Linked DNA regions of Homo sapiens: region 2 is linked to region 1. Evidence: read pairs that join two places in POLR2A ChIA-PET (ENCODE). Cell type or tissue: GM12878. All regions are shown on one strand. Links, peaks and the distances in the headings refer to the core of each region. The heading gives the core; the rest is flanking DNA.

Region 1 (8,342 bases), core at 105-8,104:
AATGCAAAATTCAAAGGCCAGTGACACCGTTACCATACTGTTCCCATCCTATGCAATGCACAGAAACAGAAGAGATTTTAGTGTCAGGATATAAAGGATAGATAATCAGATGACTAGCAAGGAAAGCCCCAAGAGAGGAGGTTAAAAGTCCAATACAAAGGCAAAATGCAAAGAACCAAGGTAGCTTCATAGTCCTCTTGGCTGCCAGAAAGAATACTTACAATGAGCTGGGCATGGTGGTATACACCTGTACTCCCAGCTACTTGGGAAAATTGCTTGAGCCCAGGGGCTGGAGGCCAACCTGGGCAACACAGCAAGACCTTGTCTTTAAAAACAAAACAAACAAACAAACAAACAAACAAAAACACTCCACTCAAATTAAGTTCAAAGGCACAAAGAAAAAAATCTGCAATGACAGAACCAGAAGAGTGGTTTCCTTTGGGAGACTGAGAAGGAAAAAGGGGAAATTTCTGGAGTGCTGGTAATATTCTTTATCTGTATTCTGTATCATGATACACACAGTAAAATATGTTTGTAAAAATTAATCTGGCAATGGCTGGGCGCAGTTGCTCACGCCTGTAATCCCAGCACTTTGGGAGGTCGAGGCGGGCAGATCACTTGAGGTCGGGAGTTCGAGACCAGCCTGACCAACAAGGAGAAACCCCGTCTCTACTAAAAATACAAAAAGTAGCCGGGCATGGGTGCAGTGGCTCACACCTGTAATCCCAGCACTTTGGGAGGCCGAGGCGGGCAGATCATGAGGTCAGCAGTTCGAGACCAGCCTGGCCAACATGGTGTAACTCTGTCTCTACTAAAAATACAAAAATCAGCCAGGTGTGGTAGCAGGCATCTGTAATCCCAGCTACTTGGGATGCTGAGGCAGGAGAATCCCTTGAACCCGGGAGGCAGAGGTTGCGGTGAGCTGAGATTGTGCCACTGCACTCCAGCCTGGGAGACAAGAGAGAAACTCCGTCTCAAAAAACAAACAAACAAACAAAACAAATTAATCATCTGCCAATGTATATTTAGGGCATATGGACTTTATGTTTTATAGTTCATTTCAAAGTTTTTCAAAAAAGTCTGGGGGAGGAGGAGAAATTATCTTTCCAACCAGTGACCAGGTTGGGCCAATTCTACCTCCTTAATACCTCACTATCCCACTTAACTGCTGCCACCACTGGGTCCAGGACCTTATCTCACACCTGAACTACTGTATTTGTTTCTAACAACAAAACATACTTCTTGGTGGCTGGGCACGGTGGCTCACACCTGTAATCCCAGCATTTTGGGAGGCCGAGGTGGGTGGATCACGAGGTCGGGAGATCGAGACCATCCTGGCTAACATGGTGAAACCCCGTCTCTACTAAAAATACAAAAAAATTAGCCAGGCATGGTGGCGAGCGGCAGTAGTCCCAGCTACTCGGGAGGCTGAGACAAGAGAATTGTGTGAACCCGGGAGGTGGAGCTTGCAGTCAGCCGAGATAGCGCCACTGCGCTCCAGCCTGGGTGACAGAGACTCCGTCTCAAAAAAAAAAAAAAAACCATACTTCTTGGTTTCCATATTATCTTAGTATAATCACTAGTAGTCTTACCTTTCACATGGAAAATATCCCAGTTTGGATAAAATACATGTCCAGTCTACCTGTATACCTATAAGCCTCCCTGTCTCTAGTCTGCTCCTCCCCACTCAATTACATCTCCAAAATGCTCACATAGTAGTCTTTATAAAACTGATCTTATTTCCAGGCTTTAAACCCTGCAACGGTTCTTTCTCCTTTATTTATAAGATGGAGTCCAAATTTCTGAAATTATCCAAACCCTGCTAGTACGTCCAGCTTCATCATTAAACATCTCACATCATGTACCATCATCCCCAAACATCCTAGACATTAGCCCCAGTGTTCTGCAACCTTTTTTTCATTTTCATCCCCTCCCAAAGAACCTTTCAGACAATTTTTCGTAAGCACTGCCCCATCTCTAATTAAATACTAAAGAATAAGACACTGTCAGTTTAGGGCTGAGTTTTAGAGGGCCACAAACCATACCAATAGCTGTGATTTTTTTTCCCACTCCCATAAAAGGCAATTTTTGCATCTTTGGGAGCGATATCACTTCCAACGGGAATGCCTGCTCTAGACTTACAGATTGGCTTCTTATTCTACAAGTATACATGGCTTGCCATCATCAGTACTTTTGCTCCTGCCTCTCTGCTTGGAATGACCTCTCTTGATCATCCAGAAATCAATTCATGACATTTAACACTGGGAATTCAATGCTCCCCCATGAAGCTTGTTCCCTTCCCCATCTTGCAATCCCAAAGCCCTACTCATACCTTTGTCACTAATAACTAAAACATTTATTACATTTATGTTTTCTTATGTCTCCCAAGTCATTGATGAATAGGGACCATGTCTAACTCCTCTCTACAACCTTGGTTTTTAATATATCAGATATATTATTTCTTAAATGAATGTACAAATTAATGTTATCATCTGGGTGAGGTAACCATATCTCAGTTTAAGCGGGACAGTCCCTCTTTAACCTGTTACTCTGAAATAAATATTAACAGCTTCTCTTTTAATTCACAAAAATGATTTGAACAACATATTGTTAATCTATACCTAGGAAATATAGGAAATAAAATTCTGAGCAAGAGTAGAACATAATCAGATCTGAGAGGAAGATCACTCTAGCAGCAAGACTCAATGACTCAAGCAATAATTTGGGGGTAGAAACAATAAAACAGACTGAATTAGAGTAGTAAAACTTGTAAGAAAAGGGCAAATAAAAAGATTCAGGGGACAAAGTTTAGTGGCAAGTTGCATCTATGAGGAATGAAGAGAAATAATACAAATTCCTAGAGACAGCAACTCGGCCAGCTGCCAACAGATTATGAAGGAAGAGGAATAATGATGGCTCAATTTAGGACAAGTGGTTGAAGAACCTGGAGGACAAGATGGTTGATATATGAAGCTGAAGCACATAAAATTTAGGGGATAAGTTGGAAAACATAATCCTAGGAGGCATTAGCCTATAACAACTAACTGAAACCAAGCTGCTGAGTAAGACTGTCCAAGAAACAAAAAGTTAGCAGTTCCAATGAATACGAAGTGCTACCTTTTTAACATATGATGACTTTACAAAATGTATTTCCAAATTTTGGCTTGTAAAATATTTATTCATCATTTAATATGTGCAAATCATGGCATTAAGCACTGAGAGGGAAATAAACATTAAGGGAAATATAAGGAGTTCATTCTGAAGTAAAAAAAGGAACGTTATAAAGAATGGTATTAAATGTGGATTGAGCTGAGAAACAGCCAAGTTCAAGGTCTAATTATGACTGTGGCTTCTTTAAGGAATTCTGGCATAATGACGCAAAGAAGTACAGGCATACTCTGTTTTATTGTGCTTGGCTGGTATTGTGGGGTTGTTTTCTTTTTTTTTAAATACAAATTGAAGGTTCATGACAACCCTGCATCAAGCAAGTCCAACAGCACCATTTTTTTCAACAGCACATGCTCACTTCATGTCTCCGTGTCACATTTTGGTAATTCTCACAACATTTCAAACTTTTTCATTATATTTGCTATGGTGGCCTGTGATCAGCAATCTTTCATGTTACTACTGTAATTGTTTTGGGGCACCACAAACTGTGCCCATGTAAGATGGCAAACGTAACTGATGTATGTGTTCCAACTGTTCCACTGGCTGTTCCACCTTCTCTATCTCCCTCTCTTGGGGCCTCCCTATTCCCTGAGACATAACAATACGGAAATTAGGCCAATTAATAACCCTACAATGGCCCCTAAGTGTTCAAGTGAAAAGAGTCACCTATCTCTCACTTTAAATCAAAAGCTAGAAATGATTAAACTTAGGAAGGCTAACAACGGCCCAAAGCCAGGCCTCTTGCACCACACAGTTAGCCATGTTGTGAATGCAAAGAAAAGGCACATGGAGAAAATTAAAAGTGCTACTTTAGTGAACAAAAAAATGATTTAAAAAAAAAAAGTGAAAAAGTCTTATTGCTGATATGGAGAAAGTTTGAGTGGTCTAGATAAACCATCAAACCAGCCACAACAGTCCCTTAAGCCAAAACCTAATCCACAGCAAGGCCCTAACTTTTCAATTCTAAAAAGGTTGAGAGATGAGATGGCTGCAGAAGAAAAGTTTGAAGCTGGTGGAAGTTGGTTCATGAAGTTTACGAAAAAAAGCCACCTCCACTAACATAAAAAGTAAGTTATCCTGAAGATCTAGCTAAGATAATTAATGAAGGTGGCTACACTAAAAATCAGATTTTTAATGTAGACAAAACAGCCTTATATCAGAAGAAGATGCCACCTAAGACTTCCATAACTAGAGAGGAGAAATCAATGCCTGGCTTCAAAGCTTCAAAGGACAGGCTGACTCCTGTTAGAGGATAATGCAGCTGGTGACTTTAAGTTGAAGCCAATGATCATTTACCATTCTGAAAACCCTAAGGCCCTTAAGAATTATGTTAAATCTATTCTGCCTGTGCTCAGTAAATAAACAACAAAGCCTAAATGACAGCACGTTTGTTTACAGTATGGGTTAATGAATATTTTAAGTCCACTGATGAGACCCACTGCTCAGAAAAAAAGATTCATTTCAAAATACTACTACTCACTGACAATGCATCTTGTCACTCAAGAGCTCAGATGGAGGTACACAAGGAGATTAGTGATTTTTTTCAGGCCTGCTAATACAACATCCATTCTGTGGCCCATGGATCAAGGAAAAGTTTCAACCTTCAAGTCTTGTTATTTAAGAAACACATTTCATAAAGCTACAGCTGACATAGACAGTGATTCCCTAACAGATCTGTGAAAAGAAAATTGAAAACTGTCTTGAAATGATTCATCATTCCAGATGCCATTAAAACCATCTGTGGGCCAGGCATGGTGACTCACGCCTGTAATCCCAACACTTTGGGAGGCTGAGGTGGGAGGATCACTTGAGCCTAGGAGTTCAAGACCAGTCCAGGCAATGTATTGAGACTATCACTTAAAAGAAAAAAAAAATTGTGAAGCATGGGAGGAGGTCAAAATATCAACACTAACAGGAGTTTGAAAGAGGTTGAATCCAACCTTTATGAATGACTTTGAAGGGTACAACACTTCAGTGAAGGAAGCAACTGCATGTGTGGTAGAAATAGCAAGAGAACTAGAATTAGAAATAGAGCCTGGGCTGGCTCCCAGCACTTTGGGAGGCTAAGGTGGGAGGATTGCTTGGGCCCAGGAGTTCAAGATCAACCTGGGCAACATAGCAAGGCCTCGTCTCTACAAAAAAAAAAAAAAAATCAGCCACGCATGATGGCATGCACCTGTAGTACCAGCTACTCAGGAGGCTGAGGTGGGGTCACTTGAGCCTGGGAAGTAGAGGCTGCAGTGGGCTGTGATTACGCCACTGCACTCCAACCTGGGCAACAGAATGAGATCTTGTCTCAAAGAAAAAGAAAAAAAAAAAAAAGGAAAGAAAAAAAAAAGAAATGAAGATGGAGCCTGAAGGTGTGACTAAATTGCTGCAATCTCATGATAAAACTTGAGTAGATGAGAAGCTGCCTCTTATGCATTAGTAAAAAAAGTGGTTTCTTGAGACAACCTGCTCCTGGTGAAGATGATGTACATATTGTTCAAATGACAACAAAGAATTTAGAATACCACATAAGCTTAAGCTTAGTTGATAAAGCAGCAGCAGAATTTGGGAGGACTGACACCAATTTTGAAAGAAGTTACTGTAGGTAAAATGCTATCAAACAGCATCACATGCTAAAGAGAAATCTTTCATGAAAGAAAGTCAATTGATGTGGCAAACTTCATTGTCTTATTTTAAGAAACTGTCACAGCCACCCCAATCTTCGGCAACTACCACCCTGATTGGTCAGCAGCAGCTATCAACACTAAGGCAAGACCCTCCACCAGCTAAAAGATGACAACTAGCTGAAGGCTCAGATGACTGGTTAGTATTTTTTAGCAATAAAGTATTTTTAAATTAAGGCATATATCTTTTTTTAGACATAAGGCTATCACACACAATAAACTACTATATGTGTAAACAACTTTTATGTGCACTAGGAAATAAAATTCACGTGACTCACTTTATTGGGATATTGGCTTTACTGCAGTAGTCTGGAACCAAACCTGCAGTATCTGGGAGGTATGTCTGTACCTTAACAGTTTTTGTTGTTTTAGTGCACTTAATTGTCCATGGAGTATTTAAGTCTGAAATTTTCCATAAGAATATCTTTGCAAATTGAGAAAGAACTAGCTCAGGAAAGACAATGTTCTGTGGAAGCTGAATCTATAAGTAGGAGAAATCTCTCACACACACACTGTGTTAGAAAGATATCTAAATGGCACACTTTACAACATGTGTCTGTACTTGATGTCTGGCTCACTAGGATTATGCCTGAGTTGATAGTTTCACCTAAGGACGACAGATGGTTCAAAATAAAGGAACCATTCATTTTGTCCCAGAAACACAAGGAGTTCTTTACTCATTATTTACTCATCAATTACACGATGCAAACAAATGATTTCAACATACTAATTCTCATCCCTTTGTATATTTTTCACAACGCTTTGCACCCAGTAGGTATTCAAGGAAAAATAAGCCAAACAAATAATTTTATCCCCTTCTATTTTACAGCTTATTAATTTGGCTTCTAGGGCACCACCACTCTCTCGGTTTTTCTCCTACTGCACTGTTTGCTTCCACTCATTCTCCTTTGCTGATTTCTACTCTTCTCCCCGACCTTATACTGATCTCATGTCCCATGGTACTCACTGTCCTTGGTCCTCTTCTATTCTCTACGTACACTCACTACTTGGTAATTTTACCCAGTCTCATGACTTTCAATATCTATAAACTGATGACTATAAAATTGTTATCTCCAGCTCAGGCTTCTTAGTAATACAAATTTGTATATGCAACCTCTTACTCATTTCTAACAGACATTTCAAACTTGACATGTTCAAAACTGAATTTCTGATCTTGCCCCTAAAACCTACTCCTCCTGCAGCTTTTCCCATCTCGCTGATGGCAGCTCAAACCTCTCTGACAATAACTCCAACACTCCAGTTATTTAGGCCAAAAACCTTGAAGTCATGCTTGATTCTTCTCTTTTCCTCAAGGTCCACATCTGATCTATTAGCAAATCCTGTTGGCTAACCCTACAAAATATTTCTAAAACTTAACCACTTCTCACCACTTCCATTACTATCACTATCACTTTAGTCAGAGTGACCATCATCTCTAACCTGATTTTATGCAATAACAGCCGTTAACCTCCTGCTTTTGCCCTTAAACACCTACAGTCTATTCTCAACACAGCAGCCAGGAGACTACCCAGTAAGGTAGTCAGGTGTAGTGGCACATGCCTGTAGTTCCAGCTACTTGGGAGGTTGAAGCAGGAGAATCTGTTGAGCCCAGAAATTAGTGACCAGACTGGGCAATATAGTGAGACCCTCTTTAAAAACAAAAAGGTAGGCCAGGCGTGGTGGCTCACGCCTGTAATCCCAGCACTTTGGGAGGCCAAGGCGGGCAGATCACGAGGACAAGAGATTGAGGCCATCCTGGCTAACACGGTGAAACCCCATCTCTACTAAAAACACAAAAAATTAGCCGGGCGTGTTGGCACACACCTGTAGTCCCAGCTACTCAGGAGGCTGAGGCAGGAGAATCGCTTGATCTCAGGTGGCAGAGATTGCAGTGAGCCCAGACTGCACCACTGCACTCCAGCCTGGGTGACAGAGCAAGACTCTGTCTCAAAAAAAAAAAAAAAAAAAAAGGTTAAGTAGGTCAATATCACTCCTCTGCTTCAAAATCTTTCAGTGCTCCCCCTCACTGAAAAGTCAAATAGGATGTGCCCTATGCTATGCATCATTATCTCCACTCCTCCTTCATCTCTTACTACTCTCACACCTGTTCACCCTTCTCCAGTCACACAAAGCTGCTTGCTATTTCTGGAATGCATCAAAACATGCTCTCAACATAGGGCCTTTGCAACGATTGCTCCCTTTGCTGGGAAAGCACTTTCTCCATATACCCCTATAGTTAATGCCATCACATGCATCAAGTCTTTGATCAAAAATCATCTTCTCAACCAAGTTAAACGAACCACCTTATTTAAACTGCAACCCAGCCCTTGCCCCTTGCTTTCAATCCCTCTTACTCTGCTCTTTTCTTTTCTAGCAATTATAAGCTACATATTATGTAACTTACCTTTTAGTATATTCATTATCTGCCTTCCCCACTCTTCATGCTATCAGAATGTAAGTCTTACTAGGGCAGACCTGCTTTGTTTATGGATACAACATAGT
Region 2 (8,342 bases), core at 97-8,096, 270 kb before region 1:
TTGTAGAATATCCTGATTAATGTCAACATCATAGATTACAGAGTAATTGAGTTTAAAGTAGATATATTTAAAAAAATCAAATATATTTGTTTAATGTGTACAAGGGCCTTGTGGTAAATCAACTTGACCTAAGATACATTTCCTTCTATGTAGCAAATGAGCAATAATTTGGTAATTTTAAACATTTCAACAAGAAACGTATAATTTAGACATTTTTAAAAAAAGATTAAAATAGCCTTCCTACTCGCTCATGTATACAATTAAATTCCTTGGCAGTTTCTGTGGTATAATTCATAATGATTTTCATATATTATTAAATTTATAAAAATACAAAAAAAAAGAAAAAGCCTGAGTAAACTGTGAAATATTACCTAATCACACCCTACAAAATATTAATGTCAAAATTGAATTACAGAAGTAAAACTTAACAGAACTATAATGGGATGATTGATTCATAATCCTGAGATAAAGAAATGTTTCTTAAGTAAGATAAAACCACTAATCTGTTATGAAAATTGACATTTGACTACATAAGGCTTTAACGCCCTGATATGAACGGTATAAACAAAGTTAAAAGTGATACAACAAAATTTATTTTGTGTGTGTGTGTGTGTGTGTGTGTGTGTGTATATATATATGTATATATAATTTGACTTACGTATAAATATATAATTCTTAGAATAAATGCAGTCCCAATCAGAATCACAGGAGGCTTTTTTTTGGGTAGAAATTAACAAGCTGATTCTAAAATATGTATGAAAATGCAAAGGACCTAGAAAACTAAAAGCAATTTTGAAAAAGAGTATAATTGGAAGACAAATGACTACCTTGCTTCTAAGTCTTATTATAATGGTACTGGCATTGGATTGACAAATAGACAAGTGCAATACAATAATCAGCTTAGAAGTAGACTGAATGTTACTCAATTATTTTATTTTATTTTATTTTATTTTTAGAGAGGGTCTCACTCTGTCGCTCAGGCTGGAGTACAGTGTTACAGTCATGGCTCACTGCAGCCTCAACCTCCCAGGCTCAAGTGATCCTCCTGCCTCAGCCCCTCCAAGTAACTGGGACTACAGGTGTGTGCAACCATGCCCAGCTAATTTTTGTAGTTTTTGTAGAGACGGGACTTTGCTGCCCAGTTGCCCAGGCTGGTCTTGAACTCCTGAGCTCCAGCAATCCACCCTCCTTGGTCTCCCAGAGTGCTGAGATTATAGGCGTGAACCACCAAGCTCAGCCCTGATTTTCCTTTTTTTTTTCCTGAGACGGAGTCTCGCTCTGTTGCCCAGGCTGGAGTGCAGTGGCATGATCTTGGCTCACTGCAAGCTTTGCCTCCCGGGTTCACGCCATTCTCTTGCCTCAGCCTCTGGAGTAGCTGGGACTACAGGTGCCTGCCACCACGCCCAGCAAATTTTTTGTATTTTTAGCAGAGACGGGGTTTCACCATGTTAGCCAGGATGGTCTCGATCTCCTGACCTTGTGATCCGCCCGCCTTGGCCTCCCAAAGTGTTGGGATTACAGGCGTGAGCCACCGTGCCCGGCCTCAGCCCTGATTTTCAATAAAGGTGCTAAATTAATCTGATAAGAAAAGGATATCTTCAGCAAATGAGCTAGAACAACTGGATATCCATATTTTTTTAAAAAATAGCCTTTATACTGTCAAAAACTAAAATTTAATTAAAAACAGATTATAGGTATAAAAATAAAAGCTAAAAAGTCTAGAAAAAGAAACAGATTATCTTTGCAACTTTGGGATATGTGAAAGAATTTTTAGAACCCAAAAAGCACAAATCATAAGAGATAAAACTTATGCATAAGACATTATCAAAGTTAAAAACTTTAACTCTTCGAAAGATGTTGTTCGGTAGACAAAGACCAGGACAAAATATTCACTATGCATATATTGGAGAAAGGATTGACCTAGAATATATGAAGAACATAGTAAGATGACTGAATTTAAAAATGGGCAAAAGGTTGGAACATATTTACCCAAAGAAAATACATGAATGGCCAAGAAGCACATGAAAAGACTTAATATCACCAGTTATCAGAAAAGTGCAAATTTAAACCACAGCAAGATACTACTGTACACCCACTAGGATGACTAGAATTAAAAAGATTGATAGTACAAAGAGTTGGTAGGATAAGGAATAACTGGAACTCTCAATGCAAAGTGGTAAAACTGGTTTAGAAAACTGGTGGGTAGTTTCTTAATAAAGTTAAAATCATACTTAGTATATAACAGCTTTATTTTTAATAGCCAAAAAGCTGGAAAAACATTAATATCCATCAAAAGATGGGTGGGTAAACAGATTGTATAATATCCATATAATGGAAATCTACTTAGCAATAAAAAATAATTTACTAATAGAGACAACATAGGTAAATCTTAAAAACATGCTGAATGAAAGAAGCCAGATGTGAAAAAGAGTGCATGCTGTATAATTATATTTACATGAAACTATAGGAAAGTCTAATCTGTAATCAGTCATTTTAAATATAAGGAAAAAATTAACCCTCATATTTTGATAATTATATGTGCATCCCTACCTCAGTCTTTTATAACTGAGTTCAGGGAACAATGGTTTGGACTTCGATTAACCACAGAGAAGTAGCTGTGTGATAAATACATAGTTTGAAAGATCATCTTAAAATAAGTTAATTTTTTTCAAAACGGTGTTGTACCACACGTGAGTATCAACTGTTTCAGCTAGTTTGAGACGGATTTAGTGCTGCTACAGCTATGAATAAGGTTTATTGATATTTATATTTGGTCATTGATTAATGTTTGCATTTCTGACAGAAACCTCTTTGGCATCTGATGGAACTTCAGACCCCCTTCCCCAGTAATTTTACCAGTTCTTCCAAAGTTTCTAGCAAGGGTGTTCACTCGTACTTAATTCTGTGTTTTGCATTTCCACTTCTGATCTTCCTCAATTCATTATTATCAACTGCTCATTGTTAGTTTTTTTTTGAGACAGGGTCTCACTCTGGTGCCCAGGCTTTACTGCAGTGGCGCGTCTTGGTGTACTGCAGCCTCGACTTCCTGGGCTCTAGTGATCCTCCAAACTCAGCCTTCCAAGTAGCTGATACCACAAGTGCTTGCCACCACACCCAGCTAATTTTTAAAATGTTTTTGTAGTTACGGAATTCTGTCATGTTGTCTAGGTTGGTCTCGAACTCCTGGTCTCAAGCAATCCTTGTGCCTCAGCATCCCAGAATGCTGGGATTACAGGCGTGAATCAACAAGCCTGGCCCAGTATTTATTAATAATTTTTTTTTTTTTTTGGAGACACGGTCTTGTTCTGTTGCCCGGGCTGGAGTGCAGTGGTATGATCCCAGCTCACTGCAATCTCCACCTCCTTAGGTCAAGCAAGTCTTGTGCCTCAGCCACCTGAGTAGCTGGGATTACAGGTGCATGCCACCATGCCCAGCTAATTTTTGTATTTTTAGTAGGGATGGGGTTCTGCTGCATTGGCCATGCTGGTCTTGAACTCCTGGCCTCATGTAATCCTCCCACTTTAGCCTCCCAAAGTGCTAGGATTACAGGTCTGAGCCATCATGCCCGGCCTACTTTTTAAATTGACATTTCATTTAAATTTTTGTCATTTAAGGCTGGGCATGGTGGCTCATGCCCGTAATCCCAGCATTTAGGGAGGCCGAGGCCAGCGGATCACTTGAGGTCAGGCGTTTGAGACCAGCCTAGCCAACATGGTGAAACCCCATCTCTACTAAAAAAAATACAAAAATTAGCTGGGCGTGGTGGTGGGCGCCTATAGTCACAGCATGTACTCAGGAGGCTGAGGCATGAGAATTGTTTGAACCTGGGAGGCTGAAGTTGCAGTGAGCTGAGATTGTGCCACTGCACTCTGGCCTCGGTGACAGAGCAAAACTCTGTCTAAAAAAAAAAAAAATTATCGTTTAAAAATACATACAAATTGCATAGTGGCCAGGCATTGTGGCTCATGCCTCTAATCCCAGCATTTTGGGAGAAGGAGGCAGGCAGATTACTTGAGCCCAGGAGTTTGAGACCAGCCTGGGCAACATAGTGAGACCTTGTCTCTACAAAAAATTTAAAAATTAACTGGACATGATGGCACACACCCGTAGTCCCAGCTACTTGGAAGATTAAGGGTAGGATGGTTTGAGTCTGGGAGGCAGAGGTTGCGGTGAGCTGAGATTGCGACACTGCACTCTAGCCTGGGCAGCAAAGCAAGACCCTGTCTCAAAAAAAATAAAATAAAATAAAATTGCATAGTGGATACATGTATTATTTAACAAATAATTATAAAGCAAATACCTGTGTAGCTACCACCCAGGTCAAGAAGTGGAACACTGTCAGCATTCCAGGAGCCCATAAGCACCTCTTCCTATTTGTAATCCTTGCCCTCAGGCCTAGAGGTAACCATTCTCCTGACTTTAATTATAAGTTTCCTTGCTTTAATTTTATATGTATGTATGCATCTCTAAACAAAATAGTTTAAATTGTTTTTGAAATTCACAGAAATCATTGCATGTATATTGTGTCATGTTTCTTATCTCGCCATGTGAGAATCATCTGTGTTGCCTGAAGCTGTCATTCATTTTGTTTTGTGTAAAACCATAATTCACCTTTTTTCATTTTCTTCATTTTTTTCTAGATAGATTTTAGGCTGTTTCTTCAAAGTTTGCAGCAAATTACCTGTTTTTGCTATAGCAGAATAATGCTATTTTGCCATTTTAATTCTCGTAACAAAAAAGCATCTTATATCAATACAAGGTGAGCATCCAAATCCAAAAATCTGAAATCTGAAATGCTCCAAAGTCCAAAACGTAAAAAAAAATTTAAAATTTAAATTAAATTAAATTGTTTTGTAGAGATGAGGTCTTGCTATGTTGCCTAGGCTAGTCTCGAACTCTTGGCTTCACACAATCCTCATGCTTCAGCTGCGCCAAATGTTGGGACTACAGGTGTGAGCCACTGTGCCCAGCCAGAATTTTTTGAATACTGACATGGTCCAAGGAAATGTTCACTGGAGCATTTTGGATTTCAAATTTTTCAGATTTAGGGTGTTCAGTAGGATAAGTATAAAGCAAGTATTTCAAACTACAAGAAAATCTGAAATCTACATTACTTCTGGTCCCAAGCATTTAGGAAAAGGGATATTCAACCTGTATGCTCTTTATAATATATACTGTACTTTCATATATATTAGCTAACTTAATCCTCATTTCAGACCTGTGAAATGGCAATGCAGTATTTCATTTTATAACTAAGAAAACTGAGGGTAAGCCTGGGCAACATAGTGAGACCCTGTCTCTATAAAAAGTTCAAAAGTTAGCCAAATGTGGTGGCATGTACCTGTAGTCCCAGCTACTTCGGAGGCTGAGGTGGGAGGATCATTTGAACCCGAGAGGTCAAGGCTGCAGTGAGCCAGGATTGCTCCACTCCACTGCAGCCTGGGCAACAGAGCTGAAACTCTGTCTCAAAAAAAAGAAAGAGAGAGAGAAAGAGAAGAGAGAGAAGAGAGGGAGAGAGGGAGGGAGGGAACAGAGTGATAGAGCTTGTCACTTGCCTGAACTAACATTTCTAAAAAATTAGTGCTATAACTGTCACAGATCTTTTATTTCAAAGTCCAAATTCTGAATTTTTTAAGTTTCACACAAACTGAGCGTACTTAATACCTGAACTGAGTTAAGATATTTTAGATTAAAAAAAAAAACCTAGTTACCTGACATGCCCCACTGTCTAGTTTTTCACATCAAAACATTATTATTTTTCTTTGGAAGTTGACCTAAAAAGCATTTGTATTAAATTGCGGGTAGGATGTTGGAGTTTAACTTCATTAAGTTGTCAGCAGCAAAACTTCATGCAGGTAGGAGGCTGGTATCTGTAGCATTTGATTTAGGTGGCAAAAAGGAGGAGGGGAACTGATAGTGGATAATATTTTGAGTACAGAATACTATTGCACTTTTCTACTCATGTCAGTCTCATTTGTAAGCAAATTTAAGGAAGCTCACTAGCTAAGTCGCCTTGGATAAGCTATTTAATGACCAAGTTCCATGATGTTCTCTTTAAAAGTCCCTTCCCTTTCTAAAATCTTATGTCTTATGAATCTATGAGGTTGTTAAAATACTCTCTTGTGCTGTAGACCAGTCTGACCCCTTAGTTATGTGTGGAATTTGCTGAGCTGTATTTAAAGCCAAGTTTATATGTTGATGTTATTGTAAAATGACTCTCCTTCTGTTATCTAAAGATTTCAAAAAGTATAGGTTTTTAAAATGGTCATGTTTTAAGCAGCTTTCAGCTCAAGAAGTGAAAGTAACTATTAGTATAGTTATTAGTGGCAGTGTTGAAGTTTCTTGTGAAGAATTCAATACTTCCTTGAAGGTGTTTATATGTAAATATGTTTTACATATATATACTTTAGAAACCTGTTCTAAAAAAAGGAAATTTGTTTAGAAAAGCAAGAAGATAGAAGATGTATTGATATCACATTCCAAAGCATGTCTGAAACATTTTAAGATCCATATATTTACTTAAATAAAAATCCATGGAATTGCAAACATCTTCTTGGTTTGAAAATATATTTTAGCAGATCCATTATCTAAATGGAAATATGTAGCAATAGAAGTTATTGTACTTTAGGCCAGGTGCGGTGGCTCATGTCTATAATGCCAGCACTTTGGGAGGCTGAAGTGTGAGCTCAGCAGTTTGAGCTCAGCCTGGGCAAAACAGTGAGACCCTGTCTCTACACAAAATAAAAAATTAGCAAAGTGTGGCAGCACACATCTGTAGTCCCAGCTACTTGGGAGGCTAAGGCAGGAGGATCACCTGAGCTCAGAAAGTCAAGGCTGCAGTGATCTGTGATCATGCCACTGCATTCCAGCCTGGGCAACACAGTGAGACCCTATCTGAAAAAAAATTTTTTTTTTAATTTCACAAAGGCTTCTTAATGGGCAAGATTTTTGATCCAGGGTGAAATTAAACTTATTAAATAGCAGCACTGAAATAATGTTCATGAGACTGTATATTTAAGCCTTTTCTCTTATATTCCTGCTAAGAGGATTGGATGGAGGAAATAAGTGATACTATTCTTTGAGCTTATAAAACTTCACAGTATTTACCCAATTCATTGGCCAAAGACTGCCACTTCCTTGATTTAGAGTTTGGGTAAGATAAGGAATGTTCATCTCTGCTTAAATAAACATTCCAGGTTCTGAATTTTAATTAATGGCAAAAATGTAAACTTTTCTTTCTTTTGATATTCCTTGGATGTATGCTTAAATCTTAACATGTTATTTTCCTGTATGTTAGAGGACTTGTCCTCTGGACTGTAGAATCAGGGTCCTGAATTCATGCCTTGTTATACTACCCAGATTTGTGACACTGAGGGTGTGTGCCTTAACTTTACATTACATCTTTATCTGTACAGCTACAAAAATCACCGTCACTTCTGTCTTTCCAGGTTTAGAGTCGTGGCTTTGGAAAAAGCAAAAGGGAGGAATTTAATTTCACTTAATGTTCAGGACTCTGTGATCCTGTAATGTGGTTGTTACTGATCTATAGTTGGCAAAGCTTATAAATGTGTGAGGTCTCTTTCCAGAATTTACAAATAAGTGATTTATATTTCGCCATTTGGGACAAAAATGTTAACATCTCTTTGAACACAGTCAAATTGATACATCTTTAGTCTTTGATCTTTTCATTTCAAGGAAGGCTCATTTTCTTCATTCTACCACTCTACTTTTTAAACTTTATATCCATTTTTCTTGCAAACATTGTCTACACTTGTTGACTCTGCTGCTTTCCTTTCACTCACTTAACCTCCTGTAATCTGATGTCTACCCACACTACTTTACTGAAACTGCTGTTGCCAGCGCCACACTGTGTTTGCTGCACAGTCTAAGGAATAGTCCTCAGTCTTTCCTATCTCAGTGGCAGTTAATACTGCCACCCACTTTCTCCTTGAAACAGGCTCCAGTGACACCACATTTAACGGATTTTCCTCTTCTAATTCTGGTAACACCCAAACCTCCTTAGTAGACTTCTCTTTTTCTACCTATGATTTAAATGCTGTTCTTACTCAGAGGACTCTGTTGAGCACACTTTGCTTGTCATGATACCGTTTTGCCTAGAGATCATTCATTGCTTTAGTCATAATCTGATGATTGCAAAACTTCTCCTTGGCTTCAGATTTATATATCAAACTGTCTATTGGACATCTTAACTTGACTATTGTAGTAGTCTGCAAGTGATATAAACCCACTTCATCATAACTTCAGGCTAAAGAGGGAGATATGTTGCCTTACAAAACCAAACGTCTGGTGCACAGGTGAAACTGATCTTAGGGATGCCTAGA

Evidence for each region. Peaks named below come from ENCODE experiments on the same cell type or tissue, not always from the same donor. Only the 100,000 strongest peaks of a DNase experiment are listed, where the experiment ranks them.
Region 2: POLR2A ChIA-PET joins it to region 1 with 5 read pairs; 2 of 35 experiments call an interaction of 5 or more read pairs at or near these places.

The regions. Positions count from the first base shown.
Region 1 is chr5:131,624,287-131,632,628 of GRCh38, forward strand. The region is part of intron 1 of RAPGEF6 (Rap guanine nucleotide exchange factor 6); the gene reads right to left. Among named protein-coding and RNA genes, the nearest start is that of RAPGEF6, 6.8 kb to the right of the region's middle. In GM12878, for the core only: no CTCF peak of the experiment used is centred there; no DNase peak of the experiment used is centred there; H3K4me3 peaks cover 3,684 bases.
Region 2 is chr5:131,350,011-131,358,352 of GRCh38, forward strand. All of the region lies in intron 2 of CDC42SE2 (CDC42 small effector 2), which reads left to right. Among named protein-coding and RNA genes, the nearest start is that of CDC42SE2, 90 kb to the left of the region's middle. RefSeq lists a silencer at 3,913-4,211 and enhancers at 7,723-7,772, 7,863-7,942, 7,963-8,012, 8,033-8,122. In GM12878, for the core only: a CTCF peak has its summit at 7,873; no DNase peak of the experiment used is centred there; H3K4me3 peaks cover 458 bases; H3K27ac peaks cover 1,652 bases.